3 separate regions of the Mus musculus genome follow, and regions 2 and 3 are each linked to region 1. The links are chromatin loops, found by intact Hi-C in ENCODE. Cell type or tissue: left cerebral cortex. All regions are shown on one strand.

Evidence for each region. Hi-C counts contacts between places; a loop is a spot of excess contacts. Peaks named below come from ENCODE experiments on the same cell type or tissue, not always from the same donor. Only the 100,000 strongest peaks of a DNase experiment are listed, where the experiment ranks them.
Region 2: a loop joins it to region 1, with 2.4 times the contacts of the local background. A loop is called at or near these places in 4 of 42 quality-filtered maps.
Region 3: a loop joins it to region 1, with 2.5 times the contacts of the local background. A loop is called at or near these places in 2 of 42 quality-filtered maps.

The regions. Positions count from the first base shown.
Region 1 is chr5:132,534,613-132,542,612 of GRCm38, reverse strand. Auts2 (autism susceptibility candidate 2) reads left to right here. Exons shown (of 20, transcript NM_001363480.1): 1 at 1-1,098. The coding sequence starts at 790. Among named protein-coding and RNA genes, the nearest start is that of Auts2, 4.6 kb to the left of the region's middle. In left cerebral cortex, no CTCF peak of the experiment used is centred here; DNase peaks (open chromatin) are centred at 935, 1,468, 2,070, 3,059 and 1 more place; H3K4me3 peaks cover 2,521 bases; H3K27ac peaks cover 1,533 bases.
Region 2 is chr5:132,384,662-132,392,661 of GRCm38, reverse strand. All of the region lies in intron 1 of Auts2 (autism susceptibility candidate 2), which reads left to right. Among named protein-coding and RNA genes, the nearest start is that of Auts2, 150 kb to the left of the region's middle. In left cerebral cortex, a CTCF peak has its summit at 3,680; a DNase peak (open chromatin) is centred at 3,648; H3K4me3 peaks cover 333 bases.
Region 3 is chr5:133,791,001-133,799,000 of GRCm38, reverse strand. No RefSeq gene overlaps it. Among named protein-coding and RNA genes, the nearest start is that of Gm36667, 200 kb to the right of the region's middle. In left cerebral cortex, a CTCF peak has its summit at 3,141; DNase peaks (open chromatin) are centred at 3,153, 3,398 and 4,557.

The DNA of each region.
Region 1 (8,000 bases):
GGGGTCTCGCCCCTCTCAGCTCGCTCTCCAGCCCTGGCTTCCCTTGGATGCATTTCTTAAAAAAAGACTGGGAGCCCGGGAGTGAGTTTTTCTGCGAGGCGAGTGTGTGAGAGAGGCGGAGGTGTGGGGTGTTTTCCTGCACGAGGGGGCGGGTGAAGTTCATTGCCACCCACCCCTCACTTCACCGTGACCTTTTCGGACCTCGGGCTTTTTTTTTTTTAAAATTTTTTGGGGGGTCTCTAGAGAAAGGGAGAAGCAAGGCGATTTCAGTGGTGGGGAGAGAGCATGGCCGCGGGGAGGGCTTCCCCAGTCTCTTGATCAAAGCATTCCGCTATTCTGATTTATTGCCTGCTTGGTGAGTTATTTTTTTCCCCCTTTCCTCTGTAAAGGAGACCTGTGTGTTCAGCCATTACTTTGCTCGGCGCTGTTCGCAGGCATCTCCGACCCTCGGTGCAGAGGGGAGCCCCACACTTCGCCCTCTCGCTTCCCCGTCCCTCCCTCCCCGTCTCCCCGCCCCTTCCCCCTTTTTTCTTTCTCTTTTCCCCCCTGCCCTCCCTTCTTGTTCTTCTTCGGATTCTTTTTTTTTTTTTTTTTTTTATTTCTCCCAGCCGCTTTCTCCCCCGCGCCCTTCCTCGCGGCGGGAGGGAAAAGCCCGTGCAGGAGGAAGGGGGGCTCGGTGTCAATTTTTTTTTTCTTCTTGGGGTGTGTGTGTGTGTGTGTGGCCGCGGCCCGAGCCTGTGGCGCGCGGGTAGGTGAACGGGGAAGATCCCCGGCGCGGTTAAAAGAACCATGGATGGCCCGACGCGGGGACATGGACTCCGGAAAAAGCGGAGGTCTCGATCACAGCGAGACCGGGAGAGACGCTCCCGGGCCGGGTTAGGAACCGGTGCGGCGGGTGGTATAGGAGCCGGCCGGACCCGGGCTCCCTCGCTGGCTTCATCGTCGGGCTCCGACAAGGAAGACAATGGAAAGCCCCCATCCTCCGCCCCGTCCCGGCCCAGACCCCCGCGGAGGAAGCGCAGAGAGTCCACCTCAGCCGAAGAGGACATCATTGATGGATTTGCCATGACCAGCTTTGTTACTTTTGAAGCGCTGGAGGTAAGGGGGGACCCCCTTTTCTGTTCCCCCCATGGTTTCCTTTTATGCATGACACCCCCCACACTCGGCTGCACCCCGGTTTTCTTGCCTCCCCCGCCGCACTCGAAGCTCTCAGTCTCGGCCGAGGTCTTATTGTTGGGTGTGGGGTTGTATGTAGGGGGAGCTGGGGGCAGATTGGCAGCAAGGAGGGAATCGCTAAGCTGTATGCCTGGTCTGGTCTTCTACTGGTTTCGTTCTTGTCCAGCTTGCCTTTCCCTTGCGCCCCCTTCCTGCACCCCCACCTCCCTCCACAGCAGATGGGTGGAAAGAAAGGGGTTCAGGCATCACAACAATGCGCCCCCCTTCTCCACGGATGGTTCTACCCCCACTCCTTTCCTCTTCTTCTCCCTCCCCAATCATGGCTTCTTGGCTGGTGGAAGTCTTTGCTTGGGTTTGGGGCGCCTGTGGACTGTTCTCTGTGTGCTTTCTACAGAGCCATATGTTCCCATGCGTGTGTGTGTGTGTGTGTGTGTGTGTGTGTGTGTGTGTTTTAGTCTGTCTAGTATATGCTTTTTCTGGATGTCCTGGGGATCAGAGGCTGCTAGGGTTTTGTGGCTTTTCTATACTCCCCCCTCCCCTTTTTTTGGTGAAGCTGGGGAAGGGGGCGTTTTCTCCTTGTTGGGAGAAAGGAGGGAGGAGGGGAGAAGAGGAAAGGATGGAATATCTTTTTATATAATGCATGGGGCTATATTGCAGAAAGGGTTAATGACAATATTATCCACACACATACATTTGCGTGTGGGTTGTGTTGGTGTGTGTGTGTGTGTGTGTGTGTGTGTGTGTGTGTATACATGAGCAATTTAGTTGAAGGACAGAAGAAGGTACACCAGGGAGGGCTGGTATGAGGCAAGATAAAATCCTAGCTGGCTGCTGAAGGGCTTGTCACCAGTTGTCCCTCTTTTCCTTTTTTTGTATGTGCCCCCCACCCCAAGTGATTGGCTTTGTGTATGTGTTTGTGTGTCTGTCTTTATTCCTGAGGCACCTGCAGGCAGCCTTGGTTTTTCAAATGCATATTTTCCTGCCTGCTAAGAGGCTCCTGGTGTGTGTGTGTGTGTGTGTGTGTGTGTGTGTGTGTGTGTGTTTGTAGGATGGAAGGAGCTGGAGGGAGACAGTCCAAGGGTCACAGAAAAGTATCTTTGCCTGGGAAGATTTGCTTTGGTGCTGGGATTGGTCATTGGTGTGTATACATTTAACTGCTTTCTTTCCTCCTCTTCCTCCCTTTCCCCACCCTCAACACACACAGCCACACATACACAGGAGGTTCCGAGGGCCTCCTGAGTTGATCCAGGACAAAACCAAAATATGGTTGGTTTGTAGCCTTTCATGGCACCTGACATAATGGTGTGGAGAAACTTTTCTCTTCCCTTTATTTATTTATTTATTTATTTATTTATTTAATTTATTTATTTATCTTTGCTGATATTGTGTTATTGTTTCAGGGGTGCCAAGTTGAGCTTTGTTAATGAGAGCATAAGCCTTATGTGCACTGACTGTGCAGGTTTAGGTTGTGGGTTCTAGACCTGTGTTTGGATGTCAAGTTTAAGTGTTTTTAAAAAGGCAGTCTTCCTGTCTGTCAGACTTGTTCATTTCTGTAAAGTGCTTTGGATGGGGGTGGTGGCCGGTGGCTGGTAGCTACTGGTTGGGGAGGAAGGAAGGGAGGCTGGCGATCCTGGCCTTGGTGATGACCAGAGATTTTGATGCTAGTATTTGGCTTAAACATCCATTTTAGAGTTGGTTCTCTGAGTGCCAAGTATTGAGTGTCACCAGTCAGGATGCTTATAACTGTGTTTTTGAACTTTGCAGTGGTGGATGGGTACTGCAATGTGACCTCTTTCTTGCTTTAAAATGGGCATTGGAGTGGCATCATGTCTCCTAAGAGAGAATGCTGCCTGGGCTTTGGCTCAGTATGGCTGCCTATGGTTGGTGAAGGAAAGACTTGAAAAAGCTGCTTACAAGTGGTTCTGTGCTCTGGGTAGTTGCCATGCCCTGCTGGGTGGCCCCACTTAGTCAGCAAGAGGGGCCATCTATGTCTTCTCAGGTGGAGATGGAAGAAAATTTTGCACTTGTTTTGCTAGAAAATGTTCTTGGTCCAGTCTTGTTTTAAGCCTTAAAATTTATAATCTTTAAAGACAACCGAGTTCAAGATGTACCTTGAATACCATACCTCTTTCTGCGATGCAACTTACTTCTCCGAGACTTTTCTTGATTTAAAACCTGAGGATGATTTGGTTAGCTGAACGCTATGGTACTTCTGTATCCACACGATATCACATATGTAATGGTGCATTGGTATAAAGGGTATAATTAAAATTTTTTTTTTGTATGAGAAAGTACATGGAACAGTAGGGGTAAACTCCAATGCACCCAACACCCCCAGAGCCCATAACTTACAATTCCTATGTTGCTCCTTCTGTAGTTCATTGAGCTCTCTCTCATCTTTCAGACCTGCTCTGATGACATCTGTAAATATTTCTGCATTAACCTCTCAAGTATATATAAATGATTCAGATGACTTTAGAAATCCCCACAGTACCATTATCTCTCCTCAGTAAATTAACAGTTCACTAGTATTCTGTCGAGTTATGTTTTTTAGAAAGTTCAGATTTTGTAGAAAAAAACCTGCTAATAAACCTGTTAAAACCATGTATTGGAAGATAAAAATAATCATGTTTACTTTTTTTTTTTTTTTTTTTTTTTTTTGGTGGTGGTGGTGGGGGTAGTGGTGGTGAGCGAAGTGTAGATATATTGGCTGTTAACACACTGTGTCCATGTTGGATGGTTTGAACCTAAGCTTGCAGTGACAGTTAGAGAGTCTCTGATGTTCACTACACTAAATTTGAAAGATTTACTGAACCGTCACCGAAAAATGTGAAGGCTTAGGTGGAGCAGGCAATTCAACTCTGAGCTTGGATAAAAGTGTGTGTTGAGAACATGTGTATGGCTCTTACCCTCTTACACTCTTGTCTCTCTTTTGCCTCTTGCCCCCTTGCTCCCCCTCTGCTCCCCATCCCCCCCCCCCCCCAACTCCACATGGCCATGGCCGGCCCCTGCTTCTCTACTCTCTCCTTCCCTCTGCCTTTTTCTGCCTCTAGGACTGACTCTCTGACTTACTCTCTTAACTCCCCTCCCCATTCCTTGAATAAACTCTATTCTATACTTATATAAAAAAAGAATATCTATGTTAAGAATTACCACAGATACCAAGAGTTACCCTAAATCCATGCTTGTGCTTGTAAATGAAAATAACTTTTACCATGAATCATCAAGAAGCCATAGGTATTGGCTTGGACAGTTAGGCTTACAAATTACACCAGTTTAGAGCCATTTCTGGCAGACTTGGGGATCACATACTTAGGTCGTGAATAGACAAACTGACTCTAAGATTTTGTCCTTAGAGACTTTGTGGTGGCTGCGACTTCTTTCCTTCCTTCCTTCCTTCCTTCCTTCCTTCCTTCCTTCCTTCCTTCCCTCCCTCCCTCCTTCCCTCCTTCCCTCCTTCCCTCCTCCCTTCCTTCCAGAAACTCCTAAGTGATAATGGAATATTTTGATATAAATTCTTCCAGACCAGCTTTGGTTTTACAGATACTAGGCTAAAGGTAATAAGCATAATGGCAGCCTGCAATCTTATGCTTATTCTTTACAATCGTTAGATTTTTTTATATAAGAAGATGGGACGCTCAGAGGGCAGTTTGGCATCTCCCACATGTTATAAGCAGTGAAACTGGCTGAGGTAGTTGCATATTCTGCAGGGACACTTGTCTTGAGTAATTGTGCCCTGAAGTTCAAGTATGTGATTACCAAGAGTCTCATGATAGAAGATAAGAGGGTAGGTGAGGAGGCTAAAGTTGAACTGTGTGTTCTCATTACACAGTTGAGAAGCAGAAGTGCCATTTAGAAACAGTAGTTCGTGTTTGGGTATTCTTTAGATGTTAGGACGAGGGCAAGTAGTTCTAAATGTGTTGCCTGTTTTAGTTTTCTGGGAGGGTAGTGGGCAGGGTGGTGTTCTGTAGCACAGGCTAGACCTGCACATTCAGTAAAACCCTGCTCCAGCCTCCAGAGTGCTGGGCTATCCCACTTGGCATAAACCCAAACAAAGTGGCTTCTAGCACTCAGAGTGTAAATGGGAATTTCGGTACTCTGGTACCAACAGGATGTACTTCATGGTGTGTCGGCTGAGGTGCTTTTCAGCATTCTTTAGGTTTCTATTAGGAAGCCAGGATACTACTCCTGGCTGAAAATTTGACTTTGCAAATCAGTTATTTTTTCCTACTCTTCTTCTTTTCTAACTTGCATGTTTCTTTTTGTACAGCTGACCACAGGGAAAGAAAGATGACACTGGTAGACTTGCCAGATAAGTCTGTTGGTGCTGTAGTGTTCTGGGGGTGGGGGTGGGGTGGGGGGAAGACTGATTTCTGTGTGTAGAGGATCAAATACAGGCTTTCCCGTGACCATTGCTGCCTAGTTCTGCTTCAGGATTCACCCTCGTATCAGTGGTCTATTAAGACTTTTATACGGAATCTGACACTTTTCTTTCTTAGGTCTAGTAGGTGCTAGTCATTTAGTTTTGAGAGTTCACTTTGTAAGTTTATGATGTGCCTCATGCCACTCAGCAGACATGTATGCAGTGCTTAATACGTACTAGCCACTAGGAGTTGAGGAGCCTAAAATGTTCATAACGTCTGGAAAGATGCAATATCGTTGATAAGTTAAATCTAATACCTACAAAATGATTTTGAAACAGATACTTGAGTCATGTTAACTTAAGTAGACTTTTAGAGAGGAGAGAGTGAGATAAGGTTTTGTGTGGCTGTGTGTGTTTTGAGACATGGTCTCATGCACTGTAGGCTGGGTTCGAACTTACTGTGTAATGGAGGATGGCCATGAACTTGTGATCTTCCTCCTTCCACCTTCTGAGTGCTGGGAAAATAGGTGTCGACCTCATCTTCTATTTTGGCTGTGCGGGCGCTTTGTGTATGTGCTAAGAAAGCAGCCTATTAACTGAATTACATCCTCAGCCCTTGAGAAGTCCTTCTGGAAAAGATGGGCCCTAGAAGTATGTAGTGATTGGTGGATAAGATAGTAGTGAAAAATGGGAGCGCTTTCTGAAGAAATAATGAAGGCACCACAGGAAGAAGTCCAAGAAGACACTGGGCGATTAAGACTAGGGGCCGGGAAGTCTGGTAGGAAAGAGTACAGAATTATCAAAGAAGTTCTTAGGAGACCGGGAGACCCAGCAGCCAGACTTGGCCTTTCTGAGTAGTTGTATTGAGCCACCTTGGGACATCACCTCCTTAAGCAATCTTTTCCCCAGTCCTCTGTATGTGGAAAGATTGAGTTGAAGTTATAGCGAATGCTCTCAGGCTGAAAGGGAGCATAGCCTTGTCCAGGTCCCTCATTTGTGTTTTGGACTGCAGCAGAATGATCAGTTCTCAAATACATTTTAGAATGACTCGTTCTGCCAGAATTAAAAGTCTTTATTATTTGAATGTGAATTTGGATTATCAGAGGAGGAAATAGAGTGTACCTTATCTCCTAAATCTCTCTGGCCACAGAATATTTAAATTCTCAGCACTGTATCCATAAGTCAGTAGGGAATATGGGTTAAGGTGTCAAAGAACCCATCCCAGATCTTGGACTTTGGTGATCTCGGAGAGTCAGGGGATTGGGCTGACAGAAGAGTGTAGAAGCTCAGCTTCGGAGGCTGGTGTACGGGAGGCTGCCGCAGGAATGGCACATGAGGTCTGTGATAATATTAATAGAGAGATGTCCACTTATTTTTCTGCCTCGTGTCAACTGTTTTCCTGATTTTTTTTCCTAACCCCACCAGGAGGTGAGTGTTGGTGACCCCTTTTCACTAATAGCTCTTTCTCAGTGTGACAGCTGCTGCTCGATTCTGATGCCACCAAGTTGCCCTCCAGCCAATGCTTTTATCTTCCCTCGGACCCTTCTGGTTTTATGTATTACTGCTTTTTAGCAACCTGGAAAAGAAGGTTGGGATGAGAGGGGAATTTGACATTGGTGTTAAAACAAAGGTTTCTGGTTAGCTGGCTCTTGGCTTGCAGCACATGGCATGGTAATTCACAGAGGGTCAGAGCATTTCCAGTGCTGTTTCAGAGCTAGAGAAAGGCATGGATCAGAGTCTTTCTCCACGACTGGACTGTTTTTCTTTCTGTCTTGCAAAGTTTGCCTGTGAGATTGCTGAAGGAGGTTCAGGTCCCGTCATTGCAGTTCTGAGAAGAGTGCATAACTCCAGGTTCTGAGGACGTTCTGAGTGATTGGAGCAGGGGGAAGAGTGTGGATTGCTTGTGTGCGTGAACTCAAGCCTTTTTACCATACTCACCGGACTTCTGTGCTTTACTCTGTGAAGCAATGATTAGTTGGAGGAGTCTTTATGTGAGGTGAATTTGCAGGCCTTGGTAGGAGGCCTCCCTGTGGCTCTTGCTAGCTGTGGAGATTAACTGCTTTAGCTATGTTGAGTAAGATACAATGAGTCAGATGATTTAAAGAAGTGGTTGGTTCTGAGAGAGGTGTTCCATTAACACTTACTTGGAAAAAGGTTAATACATTTTTTTTTTTTTTATGGGAGTGTAACTCAATGGTAAAGTACTTGCCTAGCATGTGCAAGGCTCTGGGTTCAGTCTTCCAGCACAAAAACAAACCCAAAGTAATTTATTGTGATAGAGGTTCTGGGACACTTGTGTATAAAGCTATTTTTTTAAAAATACTGTCAAAAATAAATGGTGATTATTTAGTTTGAGAGATTGTTAAGACTAGAAAGTCATTAAGCACAGAAAACAACTGTTGGGATTATTGTGGAATAATGTAGGTCAACAGAAGAGTGAGCACAAGTACTGATTAGAAGT
Region 2 (8,000 bases), 150 kb after region 1:
CTGGGTGTGCTGGTACATCCACTCCACATAAGATAAATCTTCGTGGAGTGTGCTGATTCCTCCTTCACAGTTGGCCAACCAACTGAAGGAGTGAATGCTGAGTTGCTTTTTCCTCCTTCTGTGCTGGCTTGGGTCCATTTGACATACTGTAGTTCATGGGTCAAAATAATCTCTAACTTGAAAGGGTAATAAATGCATGCTTCAGCTGCCTGGAAATACCCCCAAACTGTTCTAGAAGAAACTGGGCACCAGTTCTGAGGTTTAGCCTTGATCCTCTGGCTGGGAGAATTGTATCCGATCCAGTGTGCCATCATCTGGCAACCTACAGCTATTTAAGGGCTGTACCTTCCATTGCACCACTTCTTCGAATGGCATATTTGGCTGGCTGCTGCGTCTGTGACTGGAATGGAAACACATTGCTTATTATTAAGGCGGTGACTGGCTGTGGGGGCCACGGATGGCTGTTGTTCTTCATTGTCTATTGATCCAGTCAGTTAGAATGGCAGCGTTAAAGAGCTCAGTCCTGTCAGGGAGTCTGTGGGATTGTCTTTCTGTGCATTGTATTTTCTTGATGTCTTGGTACAGAGGCGGGGCTGAGGGGAAGTTTGGACAGAGAGGGTTGTTGATTTTGAAACTAGAGAGGAGTTCGGAGAAGCACTTCTCCGAACACAGGGGATTCTTCAAACCCTCCGTGAACTTTGTAGATTGTACAGTACTGATACTAGCTGTGTGAGCTGGAATTAACTAGAATCGGAGCCAGCATTTGAAGGCTGAGGTTCTCCCTGCAAAGGCAAGTGTTTCCAGCTTACCTCTACGTTTACCCTGCTTCCTTCCTCTTGGTCTTCCATGCACTCGGCAATACAGACATCTCGATGAATCTGTTGGCTGGAGTTTAGGTCATGGATGAATAATGAAGGGACTTCTTGTTTTCACTCACTCAACTTATTTGTTGCATATGTTCTCTTGCCAGAGCGTTTTTGTTGGTTCTGAGGTTACAGCAGCGTGTGAGCACAGTTCTAAGGTTTGCAAAATGTGCACTCTGGTGTGGTGTTGTAGTGCAGGGTCTTATTAGAAGGGCTCCAGCTACCCTGCTGCCGTTGAGGGGTGTAGCTTGGGCTGAGAGAATGCAGAAGGACTCAAGTTTTGTTCAGTGTTGTCATCTACTGCCTTTTTCTGTGCCTCAATTATTCTATCTGTAGTATTAGGGCAATGTGCCCTATGTAACTACTTACAGTGTCCTTTTGGCTGCTGTCATTTATGGCCTATTTCCAAACATTTTAGCATAGTTGTCTTTAACAAGTGCTGTGCCCTGAGCCATATTTATATGTTTTCTTAAATTTACACTTAAAATTTTTGATTGACATAGTATTTACATATATTCTCAGGGTATAAGGAAATATTTCAACACATGTGTGTCCTGCAATCATCAAGTCATAATCAAAGCATAACTGTCACCTCCAACATTTGTTACATGTGCTGGAAACATCCACAGCCCCCTCTTCAAACTTCAAATTACCGTTAACTGTAGTGATGACCTACTGGGTTGTTGAGTACTTGGTCTTAATTCTCTTATGTTTTATACTTAGCGCCTAATTCTTTGTCTTCCTCCCTTTCTTCTTATCAGCCTCTGGCAACCACTATTCTATTCTGTAACTTTGTGAGACCATCTTGTTAAGTTTATTCATGTGAGTGAGAACAAGTAATATTTATCTCTCTCTGTCTCATTTATTTCAGGTCACAGGATAATTTCCAAGTTTAACTATGTTGTTAGAAATGACAAGGATTTATACTGTTTGTTTAGCAATAGAAAAAAATCCCTCTTGTTGTATGTATGTATGTATGTATGTATGTATGAACCCCTCATCTGTCTATCAGTGGATATTCTATGTACATGCCAACCCCCCCTCATCTGTCTATCAGTGGATGGTTTATGTACATGCCAACCCCCATCAGTCTATCAGTGGATGGTCTATGTACATGCCAACCCTCCCCCATCTGTCTATCAGTGGATGGTCTATGTACATGCCACCCCCTCATCTGTCTATCAGTGGATGGTTTATGTACATGCCAACCCCCATCAGTCTATCAGTAGATGGTCTATGTACATGCCACCCCCTCATCTGTCTATCAGTGGATGGTTTATGTACATGCCAACCCCCATCAGTCTATCAGTGGATGGTCTATGTACATGCCACCCCCTCATCTGTCTATCAGTGGATGGTTTATGTACATGCCACCCCCCCATCTGTCTATCAGTGGATGGTCTATGTACATGCCACCCCCCCCATCTGTCTATCAGTGGATGGTTTATGTACATGCCACCCCCCATCAGTCTATCAGTGGAAGTTGATTCCTTGTCTCAGCAATTCTGAATAGTGTCATAATAAACAATGTTTACTCGTTAATTTTTATACCCTAAAGAGGGAAAAAATAGTTGTTATTGGAGAATCGATAGTCATGTACAGTTAAGAACTAGTGAATTTATAAGCCTTACAAGGCATATTTTCAAATATTTTAATTATAAAATTATAGCATTTATTTGGTGAGGCATGGTGGCACAGGGGCTTTTCTGGCAATAAAGTTACTGTTGAAGATGCAGGGATGGAGGCTTGGCTTTGGTAATTACTTTTAAGAAAGTTATTTAATACATTTTCTTTTTTTTAAAAAATTGAACACCCATATTTTAAGGGGGAAAAGCTGGGAATGGCAGTGTGTAATTATAGTCCCAGCCAATGGAGAATCGGCGATCAGTAAGAATCATTCAAGCCTAGGGATTCAAGTACAGTGTAGACAACTAAGCAAGAACTGGTTCCATCCTAGAAAGAAGCAACAGTGATGAAATGCTTATTATTGTTTATGCAGATAGATAGATGGATAGATAGATAGTGTATCTACATATGTGGGATGTGTGAAGGTCAGAGGCTAACAATGAAATGCCCTTATTTTATTTTATAATCTTTTTATTTTATATTTTGAGACAAGGTTTCTTATTGTACCTGAAGCTTGCCTTTGTGCCAGGACTAGTTGGCCAGCAAGCTCTCAGCATTTTCATACCCCCCCCCCCTCACCGCTGAGGTCATGGGTGCACTGCTGAGCCCAGCTTTATGTCAGTTCAGAGGATCCATGTTCAGGCCCTCAAGCTTGTGTGGCAGGCGCTTTATTCAATGAGCTGTCTCCCCAGCCTGAAATGTTTGATTTAAAGACATATGTCTATGAAAAGTCTTTGCATTCTTTTGTGTTCTATAAATTGGTTGGTTGCAAGTGAGAGAGAGGTCTTGTGTGTTCCTAACGTGTTCTTTTTAGAAACAATGATGGTTTTTGTAAGAAACATTATGTGTGAAACCATAATATAGAATCCGTTTTGTTACGTGTCTTCACCATAAAGCTCATGGTTGGTACAGTATTAGATAAAAGTATGGGAAAAAATGATACTCAGATATTCACACCTCTAAATGCGTGACAACCGAAGATGAACCTAAAAACAGCAGCAACACCTTACACTTGCCTTACACACACATTTTATATAAGGATAGTAAAAGTGTTGAGAACAACCCTTCATCATGATGCTGAAGTTGCTTCGGTGCAGTTGAGTGCTACACAGAATGTCGTTATCTACTGTGCTGTGAAACAGGGAGAAAATGCCTGGGGACCTGGGAGACAGTGCCACCCAGTGATGCAACCAGGATGCTTGGGCATCCTGAGCCTTTCATATCTAACCCAGCAGGGTGTGGAGGCCAGCGCCGGGATGAAGGTAGTAGCATGTCTGTTTAGAGCTGAATTTGGATAAACAGTTACATAAGACGACTTGGCTCTGATTCCCTTGGTAAGGAAGGCTATCTACCTCCCTACTAGGTCTGTTTTGAAATGCTCTGGTTGTTACTTTTCTCTAACAGAGAGGTCACTCCTAACTGTCCATCATCTCTCTGTATTGTATTTTAGACAAAAGAGACCTAGAGTCTGGGGTTTTATCATAACCCACCACTTAAGAGGCTTTTGAGCTTCATGGCGTGGCTTCTCTGAATCTTTCCTTTATTATTTATAAAGTGGAGTTCATCAGAAGCACATACCTGATTCTTCTTGGTGATATGAGGTCATATACAGCAGTGTTTCACATGAATGCCATTGTCATTTTGTGTTCCCCCTACCTCCACGTTTAACTTTGTTCTGCTGGCATATTTAGCTAACTACCTTTTTTCCCCTTTGTTTTTATATACTAGTATTTTTTTAAGATTATTTTTTCTCTTTAATTATGTGTGTGTCTGTGTGAGTGGAGGCCTCATTTGTTTAGGCACCCGACTAGGCCAGAAGGCAGTGTAGGTGAGGGTGTGCTTAAAGAAGAGCAGACAACTTAGAAGTGACTATACCAACTTCCAGCAAACTTTGCCCAAAGATTGAACTCCTCCCAGCCTTTATAGAATGTTCATGAGCCCAATCTTATGAAGGTTACCAGTATATAATCACAGCTGCTATGGGTTGTGAGGTCATGTCATGCCAGGAGGACACACATGCCTTACAGCTAGATTAAAAATGAAAAACTTTCCTATTAAATTAAAAAAAGTAATACACACACACACACACACACACACACACACGAGAATCTTTAGTATCTAAAAGTGTGGTTCTTAAACTACATTCCCATTGGTTGTGTAACCAATCTTCTCAACTCTTCATCCTACAAAATGTAAAACCCTACTTATTAAGGAGCATTTCCCTATTCTCTCATTACTCAGGCGTTGGCAAAGGACCTTTCTTTGTTCCTGTCCCTGAATTGCAATATTCTGATTAGCTGGCATAGGAATCAAACAATATTTGTCTTTTGGGAACTTCACATATTGTCATGAAGATCTTCCAGCTCCAGGCCGGTCAGGAATACTTAGTGAGACCATGTCTCAAAAGAAAAACAAATTAGCCCTTAACCCTGTACTTAATTACTTTGCTTGGCACTTTAGTTGGGCTAAATCATTTAGTTTTTTTAATAGCTCAGCAGAATAAATTGTAGTTGTATAGTTGATGAAACAGATGCTGAGAATGGAGATAACCTGCTTAGTTGAGGTAGAGTAGTAGCCTTTGAAGGTTTATCGTTTTGTATGAAGCTTGTAAATGGGTCTCAGAGGAGGTGGGTCAAGAAGACAAGCTCCTACAAGGAAGGGCTTGATTTTGTGCAGCTTCGAAGGACAGGGAAATGTAGACTGAGTGGGTTCCCTTGAGTCAGAGTCTCATCCGAGTGTACTGTCTTCATAGATGGGGCCTTAAGTGTCTAAACCATAGAGAGGAGGCAGAGTGGATTCACAGGCTCAGCTGTGCTCTTTTCCCATCCCATGCAGTGAGTAATAACAAGAAGGGAAAATTAACACACACCCCATGACTCTTGACATATAGATCAAAACATATCGATGGTGTCTTGGAACTCTGATAATTTCATTGAACTGTGTGAGGCTTAAAATTGATACATAGGCACGCTCCTGATTAACATTAAGTGCTACTGTCAGTATGACATAGCTGGATAAACTAATATTGAATAATCTATTAGATATGTCACACTTGAACAAGAAGTGTAAATCATACTGTATTATTTCAGCTGTAATTAGGTGGGAGATAAAAATCACAAACAGATGGGTTTGGTGGGAAATTTTTTTAGCATGCATATAGCATCTCTGGAATGTTTCTTTGTTCCATGCAGAGGAAGAAGTTGACCGCTTTCCAAGTATTGATGGCTGTGCAGGCTGTGAGAGGCTGAGGGGTGACATACATAACGTTCACAGAGTGGGTTTCGTTTATAAATTCTATGAAATTAGCTGAGATCTTCCTGAAGTTAATGGCAGTGAAAATGTGCCGTTCTGTGTTTAGCTGGATAGAGTCAGTTTTCTTACCTGGAGAGCCACTGCTCCTCAGGTTATGATGATGCTGCACTTGCATTTTCTCCTCTCCCCTGTGAACTGGCTGCTGCCTCTATTATCTGAGAATGAGTGATTCAGGTCAGAAATTGTGGGTGAACAGCACAGTGTGTCATATCAGTCCTTTGGTGTTTGGTGGTGCTGTCCATCCAGATGACTAACCTGGTTACAGAGGATAAACTGGTGATAGGAATCAAGGCAAATAATAATAATAATAATAATAATAATAATAATAATAATAATAATAGCAATAATAGCAGCAATAATGGCATTGTTTTAGAAGGGGTCAGCTAACCCAGCTATAGCCAGGGAAAGAATATAATTGCAGAGGAAAGGTTATGAAGGGTAAAATACTTTAGACAGTCAGAAGGCTGCTCCCTGCACAGCCAGTTTTTTGGTGAACAGCTCTTAGCCTTCTCTGAAGACTGCTGTGTGTGGTGGATGGCCAGCGCTGAATGGATATGAGAGCTAGTAGTAAAACCACATATGCCGCTGAGGTCACATCTTCTGCCAGGTGACTGGTGTGGTTACAGAGGTGGTTTTATGTGGGGCTAATGCGTTAAAGCATGTTATGAGGTGTTTATAGTGTCCATGCTCTATTGAGAGGGTGTGGTTTTGTTTTTCTCTTTACCTTTCTCCACCCCCTTTTTCTTCTTCCTTTTCCCACCTCTTTCCTCTCCCCTCCCCTTTGTCTTACTTGCCCTCCTACACAGAGTTTTATTGATGGCAGTTAGTAGTGTTTTGTTTGTTTGTTTGTTTGGTGGTGGGATTGAACCTGATACCATGCCCATGTTAAGCATATACTTTGCCACAAAGCTACACTTCTGGTGCTTTTCAACTGATTCTTAGCATATTGGTTCATTGGTTTTAGGTGCTATTCTGTTAATACATAGAAGCATCTTTGGCACTTTAATGTCATAGATGAGGAACTTTGTGTGGGTGTGGAAACCATTCAGCAAACAGTGAGCCAAAATCTATATAATACTATCTGGGAGATGTGTCCTTGTGACTGTCAAGGGCATGTTCCCCAAAGCACTTGAAGGGTCAGTGGGAGCATTCTTGGCTACCTGAAGCATGTTTTTAGGTGCCAGTCTCTTGCCTGCAATCTAGCTGCAATCAATAGTTTGGGTTGCAGCCAGCTGGACTGTTGGGAGATACTGTGCAGTGTTAAGGGCGAGCTAATGGAGCTAAGGCAGTTGTCCTGTTTTTCCTAAGTTTCAGCTTCCTCACTAAGCTTTACCTAAGACCTTTCTGAATCTCATAGATAGTAGACTTCATAAAACAGGGGTTTTCAGAGAACAGCAGAAGGCTGACACTTCCCCTTTTAGGTCAGTAGCTTTTTCCTCGTTGTATTGTTTAATCTACCTCTGCCTTCCCCCTCTTCTCCCTCCTCCTTTCCCTCTCCCCTTCCCTCCATCTTGCTCTTTTCAGATATACTTAGAAGGACTTAATAGCACCATTTAAACCTCAAGAGCAAACGTAGAACTGATTTGTTCGTGAACACAGCCAGTTGTACTTCAAATGACAAACAGTTTCATGCAAGGCAGAACAGGTTGCTACTTGAAAAGAACTAATGGCCAGCTGGTTTTAAAGTGGATCACAAAAGGAAATGTGACATTTCTTGCTGGCCTCGCAGAATACGGAACCTTGAGTTCACAGGTTGGAGCACTATGGGAGTGTTTAGTGTTCCGTCGAAGAAACCCGATGACTGGCCCTGCTGTCACCCTGGCCAATCTTTATTTGTGGTTCCTGTGTAATAATGTGACCCTTCCCCCACTAAAGCATCCAGAAATCTTTCCACATGTGTCCATAAGCTTTTATTTTTCTACAATTTGGTATGGTGTTTAATGACTTGTTTATCAAGATCAGTTTCTTTTATATTACTATTAGCAGAAATGTGTAAGAGGGAATAGTCAGAATGGCGATTGGGGTTTCAGAGGGAAATTTATTTGGCTATGAGATAATAGTGGAATTAACTTGGAGCCAAAGGCTGGTATCAGATTCAGCCTAAGAAGTTAGAGGGTGCCAAGTGTTTCTGACTTTGTAGCGATCCTTTGTTCATTCCTACATTCTTTCACTTAGGTAGTGGAGGTGTGCTTAAATACA
Region 3 (8,000 bases), 1.3 Mb before region 1:
CTAAAGTGGTATTGCATAACTATTTTCTAGGGATTGGGACATTTCATCTGGGAGGGAAGCTCACTGAAACTCAGGAAGGAAAGGATACTTATGAGGCTCTAGAAGTTATCTAAACTCACAAGTCTCAGGAAGTTCCTGAAACTTAAGAGATACACATGCTCTCGCCTTATGGTTGTATAAACGGTAACAACTGCTATAGAAAGAACCCTCTCCAAACTTCCAGGCAGAGTGCAAGTTAAGAGAAGCGAACAAAGAAGGTAGCTTCTGTGAGACATCACTTACGTTCATGTAGGATTTGGGGAGATACAGCAGGCTTTATAACACCCATGTTTCTATCACCTTTACTCCTGCAAGGAACCCCAATACACTCAGTGGTTTGTGAAGCTAGACTTGAGTTGAATAGTTTCTTTAAACTGTCATCAGGGGTTTGTCTGTTCACATTTTTTCCCCAGGAAAAGTCTCACAGGGGTGTATCAGAGTGTACAGTTAGCATTAGACTTTGGCTCCTTTTCAGATTGTCTTCCCTGAGATGTTACCTTTAAGCAACCACCACTGAACTATGAGTTGGAAGACTTAGTATCGGTAGAAGAGTCAGCAGATAACATTTAAAGCATAGGTAGGCATCTAGGACCAAAGCCAAGGTAAGCTAGCTTATGCCAGAAAAACTCAGGATTCCCCATCATTACCATCCATTGAGTTTTCTAGCTGATCTTGAGCTGTAAAAGCATCACATCATATGATTTGCAAGTCTGAAACCTCTGGCATGTGTGGAAACTAGGGACATGTAAAGATGGACAATTTAGAGACAGAAGGCTCGATGGAACTATCCTCAGTGATGTGGAATAGGACAAAAGAGAAGGACCAAGCACCACTTTTAGTCTCGAGACAGGATATCTCACTGGTCTAGAACTCACCAAGTAGGTTAAACTGGCTGGCCAACTAGTACCAGGGAATTTCCTATCTTCTGCATCTTCCCAGAACTGAAATCATAAATGTATGTCATCATATCTTGTGTGTTCTGGGGCTTGAACTCAGGTCTATTTGCTTGTAAGACAAGCCTCCAAACATGTTAATTTTTATGACACCAGTCAGGAACAATTAGGAAAGAGTTTAGAGTGGCCTACACAATTCTAATGGCTAAAGATAGTTGTAATAATTATGTAGTTGTTTCTTCTAATATTTAATTCATACTTGGTTTCTTCAACCTAGACTGTCATAACTGTCTTCTTTTGGGCTTTCTGTTTTAGATTTTCCCACAATTCAACTGACCCTTGTCCTGGTGAAAATCAGATCTTCCTGTTCTTTGTAACATTCTGTGTCCCATCCTTTCCGTTCCCATCTTTAGTCCATAACCCAATTCCACCCTGAGCACCCCTGGGGCATCCCTGATTGACAGTACCCTTCTTTGCATGCCTTGTGCTCTGCCCACATTGAACTTTATTTGATCTCTCTAAAACTTGTACTCTCAAGTAATATTCTTGAAACATTCTGAACATCCTTACATCTCTATTCCCGTGTAGATATTTCCTTAGAGCGGCTAAGTTCTACCATAGAGGTAAGCTTATTAAGATTCAGGATGTTGTAAAGATAGGCTAATATTAAGGCTCAGGAAGTAAACAACTCAGAAGTCACAGGAAGTCCCTGAAACTGACAAGATGTACAAAGTCCCATAGTTCCAAAGGCAATATAGGCAGTTATAGCTGCTGAGGAAGCTCAGCTGAGCTGAGATACCAGAAATATATCCTCTCCAACTAGTAGATCTGCCTTAAAGTCATGCAGTGAACTCCAGGGTTCCAGTTTTTATGAGCTGTTACCCCTGCTATGGGTGGGCTTTCAGTGATCCAGCTTACTTTGGGTCCTCCCTGCTCCTATTAGTCATTCATCACTTATACTCCTGCACATAGTCCCAAATAAACTCACTGTTTCACCAAGTTGAACTTTGGTGTTATGCTTACTTTGGTATGCCATTGATTCTCTGACTGGATGGAGATATTTATTCATGCTTCTCCTGGAAAATTATCATACAACAGGCTCCTAGTATAGACCTCAGACCTGTCATAACTCTCTAGCTCAGTTTCATTCTTGATGTTGTCTTTCTCTTTCTTAATGAACTCCCTCTATTTCTATCACATTCTGTGGGTCTCCAGTCAAATTCTTTTTTCCAGGACACAGGAACCTGGAAGTCTCAGCAGGTGTCCTCTAGACTCAGATTGCTTACTTGTCGTGCTGCTAGGACAAAATACTTGAAAAACACAACTAGAGGGGGAGTTTACTTTGGCTCACAGTTTGAGGGTATAGTCATAGTGGCAGGAGCATGAGGCAGCCAGCCACATTGCACATACAGTCAGGAAGCAGAGAGAGATGGATGTTGGTGCTCAGCTCACTGTCTCCTTTTTACTCAGTCTGGGACCCCAGTCTATGGAATGGTGCCACCCACATTCCTGGTGGCCCTTCCCACCTCAATTAAAGTAATCTAGATAATCCCTCACAGATATGCCCCAATACTTATCTGCTGGATTATTTTAAGTCCTGTCAATTTCACAATCAATTGTAACCACCACCTTCGATTTAGGCATCAGTGAGCTGTGCCCTCTAAATTGCACAATACTTAAATCTTAGAATCCTAACAGGATCGATAGATCTAGTTTGATAGATGTCTCTTGACCTTGACTCATACAGCACAGAGACACACTTTGCTAGCCTGAGGCAGAGGAGTCTAGAAGTTCTTTCAAGCAGGGAACAAAGCTCAGGCTGACTGACCCATGGTGTTAGAAATCATTCTGAGCAGAGACATGTGCTTATATTAGGAACCAGAGTCTGCCACTTGGGAGCATCCTGAGCCCTCTACTCTATTAAGGGATTTCTTCTTATCTCTGGGGTTAATGCATCCATTTCCTGTAAATGGAGCCGGATGTCCAATACACATCACCGACGGAAGGAAAAGATGTGCCGCTTGAGTTGGTTAAACACCAACAGCTGCTCTGACTTAATTGGGTTTTATTCTATTTGATCTTGGATAAAGAGGATTTTTGAGAGTCTATTTTTTCTTCTTCTTAAGTGTTCTTGCTCAAAAAATAATAAAATAAAATAAAATTCAATATCCTAATGTCAGTGTGGGTGCCAGATCCTTGCTAGCCAAGCTTGGTACACACGGGGGCAGTAGTGCATCACGGACCTAATAGGAAACAACCACAGGGAATTCTAACTCTAGATGTTTTTTTTCCCCCTTCCATTTCATATATACTGGTGAAAAGTATCACTTAAGACAAAGTTGGGAATAAATTAAGCAGGGAACCACGTAAAGAGGTTTATATTTGCTTTTTCATTCTTGCCATAGTCTGTGAATTTTTATACCTTGACTATTTCCAACTGGCTCACAAACCCCCAATTTAAATTTGATGGTGCCATCGGGTAGTTACCATAAACTTGAGGGTGTTCCTGGGAATTCTGGGTCAAGATAGAAAGTCTCTACATGTGTCAGTTGATGGTTTTGAGTGCCTGGCATGTTACCAGTCACTTCTATCACTCAGTTTACAATTGCAATCAGCCAGAACTTTGTAGACCTGTCAGTCCAGTTACTTGGGAGGCTAAAGCAGGAGGACCATGGGTTCAAGGCCAACCTAGGCAACAGGGTGAGTTCAAGGCCAGCCTGGGCATCTATGTAAGACTATCCCAGAATAAAAAATTGGAAAAGAGTTGAAGTTGTAGCTTAACTAATAGAGTATTTTCCTAGTATGGGCCAAATCCTGGTTTTAATTTCTAATATTTCCCCTCTCTTTAAATTCCAGAAAGCTCATAGTATTATTCGGATAAATGGACCAGAAGAGAAATCAGGCTTGAGGGATCTAGCAAACTGCTCAGATTGAGCAACTCAAGGACACAAACTTTTTATTTTTTATTTATTTTTATTTTTTATTTTTTTGGTTTTTCGAGACAGGGTTTCTCTGTATAGCCCTGGCTGTCCTGGAGCTCACTTTGTAGACCAGGCTGGCTTTGAACTCAGAAATCCGCCTGCCTCTGCCTCCTGAGTGCTGGGATTAAAGGTGTGCGCCACCACGCCCGGCTAGGACACAAACTTTTGATCTCATTCTGGGAATGCAGCAAGAATGATGCTTATCTTGTTCACTCATTAATACAATTTTAGCAGACAGAAGCAGGACTGAACTGCACGACCGATAATAAATACTTGCTGAGTGGGTAAATAGCCAAGTGTTGTCTGATTCCAAGTATATTCTTCGTATAGCTCATTGTGTGTGTGTATGTGTCTGTCTGTCTGTGTCTATGTGTGCGCACATGTGTGTGCATGCATGCTCATGTGTGAATACATATGTGTTTGTGAGAATGTTTGTATGGATACATACATACTTACGCTCATGTAGAGATCAAAGGTCAATGTTGGGATATGTCAAACTTCGGTTTTTGAGACAGTGTCTCCCAGTGGGACCTGGGGTCTCACCCAGTAGACCAGACTGACCATCTCTTCCTCTCCAGCACTAAGTGAGCACCACCAACCTCCTCTTTTAAAGTGAGCTCTCAGGATCTGACTCAGCTTAGATGCTTCTGTGGCCAAGTACCTCCCCCAGTAGGCTATCTAAGCTGTCTTCCCAGTCCTATGTGTTAGGAAGAGGAATAGCTACCCGTCAAGTGGTCCTAGTAGATATCCTATTGCTGCAGTAGCTTCTTGATTCCAGAAGAAAACAATCCATCCAGGAACTCCTCAGATCGACACTCAAGAATCAGAAGGTAAGGAAAGGCTATCAGCACATCTTAAAGGGTGATTGCTTGCTGAAAAAAATTGACTGTGAAGCAAAAGAAAGAAAACAACACAGTATGGATTTATGAGCATTAGATTTCATCCAAAGTAAATTATGTGCACAACTGCAAGATAAGGGGCGATTAGCTACCTGGGGGGAAATGTGTAGAGTTTTTGTTTCAGTGATTCAAACCACAGAGATATGATGACAGGCACGAAGAGGACAGAACCCAGAAAACCATTCACTGAGTAGCCAATGAGTTATTTGGAAGTGGGGGACTCCCCAATAGTTTTGGCTTACATATCCAATTCAATCTTGTCTACACCTCTGCTGCCCTGTACTAGACTGCCCTGTAGACTTGGTGAAGGAGGATAGAACTGGTGGATGTCTTTGGAAGTGGCAAGGCTCAGAGGGCTGGGAAAGCTTTGTGAACATCCTTTGGCATTCCTGAGATTCTGGGGATGATGCATAAAGGAAAGACTTTGAATTAGGGCCCTAGACTGGAAGACTTTTGGCACTCAAGGTGTTTGCAAATTTAACATATATAAGTTTTCATATAGTTGAAAGAAAGAAAGAAAGAGAGAAAGAAAGAAAGAAACAAAGAAAGAAAGAAAGGAAGGAAGGAAGGAAGGAAGGAAGGAAGGAAGGAAGGAAGGAAAGAAGACCAAACTCTTTAGGAGGAGGCAAATCAGTGTAGTTGCTTGGGAGATCTGGGAAGAATGTTCCACCCTTTAAGTGTGTCAGGAAGGATCAGGTCTGTTATTAACCTAATTACTTTTCTTAATGTGACCAAATGTCTGACAAAAAGCAACATAATGGAGGGGAGGGGTGTATTTGAGCTCACAGTTGAGAAGATGCAGTCCATTATGGTGGGAAGGTGGAAGGCATGGTGACAAAATTCAGAAATGAGAGACAAAATAATCCCTTCCTCACTTAGGTTGTTATTTCAAGGCTAATTCATCACAGCAATAGAAAGGGAATTGATACAATCTGTGTATATATACCTCTCATTTATTGTGGGTTTTTTGTTTGTTTGTTTTTTGTTTTTTGTTTTTTGTTTTTTTTTTTTGCTTGTTTGGTTGGTTTTGTTGTTATTTTTGATGCAGGGTTTCACTTTGTCATCCAGGCTTGCCTTGAATGTATGCTCCTCCCATCTCAGTCTCCTGAGTACTGGGATTAAGGACATCCATGCCACTGTGACTGCCTTTCAGTGATTCCTGAATCTGCACCTTCTTTCCCTCCATCTATCACCTATGAGCTAAGCTGTTTGACTGCAGAGGTGTGATGAACTTAGAAACCTATCACCTGCTGTTAGCCCTTCCACCCTCTGGTTTCTGGACCATTGAGAAGATGATCTCTATGGTCTGGTATTGAAATCAGGCTGAATTTACCACCAGTCCTAGTTAGCTCTGTTAACACAGGCTACCGTCATCTGGAAGGAGTCTAAAGCAGATTGACAGCGACGAGGGGCACATCTATGGGGGATTGTCTTCATTATGAATTGATGAAGAAGGACAAAGCTCACTGTGGGGAGTACTCTCCTTAGGCAGGTGTTCCTGAGCTGGATAAGAAAGCTAGGGAAGCACAAATCTGTTATTAAGCCACGGTTTCTGTTTTAGGTTCCTGCCTTGAGTTCTTGCTCATGGTAGACTATAACCCGGAAGTGTAAGATTAAATAAATCCTTCCCTCCCCAAGTCATTGTTGGTCAGAACATTTTATCACAGCAACGGAAAGGAAACTAGAAAGTCTCTGCGGCATATTGATCTTCTGTGCATCCCCAGGGCAGGGGAGGGTGGCACACAAATATTGCCTTCTGCACACATCATGCCTTTTCTGGTTGCACCTGCTGTTTATTCAACCTAGAAACCCTCTTACATACACAGGATGCTTTGCCCAGTGAATTGCTTCCTAGTCTTTCATATGGACTCAAATCTCTGTTCATGAAAACCATTCTGACTATAGGAGGGCCATATCCTGGCGATCATCCCGAAATTATTTTGATGTGTTTGCTTGTTCATGTTTGATGATGCATGTGTTCCTGCATGGATGGATGCCAGGGGATACCCACAGGTGCCATTCCTCATATATTGTTTGTTTGTGTGTGTAAAGTGATTTTGAGACAGGCTATCTCACTGGTCTGCAACTTGTCCTGGTGGGCTAGACTGGCTTGCTTGTGAGCCACAGGGATCTGCAGGTTTCTACTTCCTTACCACTGGGCCCTCCTGGCTCATCAGGTCACTGCAGGACTAGGTGCATTCTCTCCCTCTGAGGCCAGACAAGGTGGCCCAGTTAAGGAAAACCAGATTCACAGGCAGGCAGCAGATTTAGGGACAGCTCCAGTTGCTTGGGACCCACGTGAAGACCGAGCTGCATGTCTGCTATATATGTGCAGGGGCCCTAGGTCCAGCCAATGCTTGCTCTTTGGTTGGTGGTGTTTAATCTCTGGAAGCCCCTGAGGGTTCAGGTTACTTGACTCTGTTGGCCTATGGAATTCCTGTTCTCTTTGGACCCCTCAATCTTTTCCTCAACTCTTCCACAAGATTCCCTGAGCTCCATCTAATGTTTGGCTGTGGGTCTCTGCATTTCTTTCCATTGGCTGCTGGGTGGAGCCTGTCAGAGGACAGTTATGCTAGGCACTTATCTGCCTGCATAACAGTATCATTAATAGTGCCAGGGATTGTCTTTTGCCCACAGGATGGGTCTCAATTTGGGTCAATCATTGGTTAGCTATTCCCTCTGTCTCTGCTCTATCTTTTTCCCTGCACATCTTATAGGCAGGACACATTATGGGTCAAAGGTTTTTGTGGGTGGGTTGCTGTGCTTATCCCCCCACTGGGAATCCTGCCTGACCTCAGAACGTGGCTACTACAGGATCTATATCCCCAATTGCTGGGAGTCTCAGCTAGAGGTGTCTCAGCTATAGACACCTTGGAGCCTCCCCACATCCCAGGTCTCTGGCATATTATAGAGAAAGTTGGTTTTTAAGGTGGGCTCTGGGGAGGTCAAACTCAGGTCTCCCTGCTTGCAGCAGTAAGCTTGTTAGTAAGCCCCTATCTGGATAGTGTGTATCTGCTCATATTTTTTTCTCCTGTATTGTAAGTTTCTGGAAAGTAGAGCTCTCGTTTGTCAGTGCCTGGAAGACTTCTTTACACGCAGCACACATCACAATCTGTGGAAAGAATGAACAATGAGGACACTGTGTATGCTTGAGTCCAACTAGATTGTCAAAATATTGGTCAGTGAGA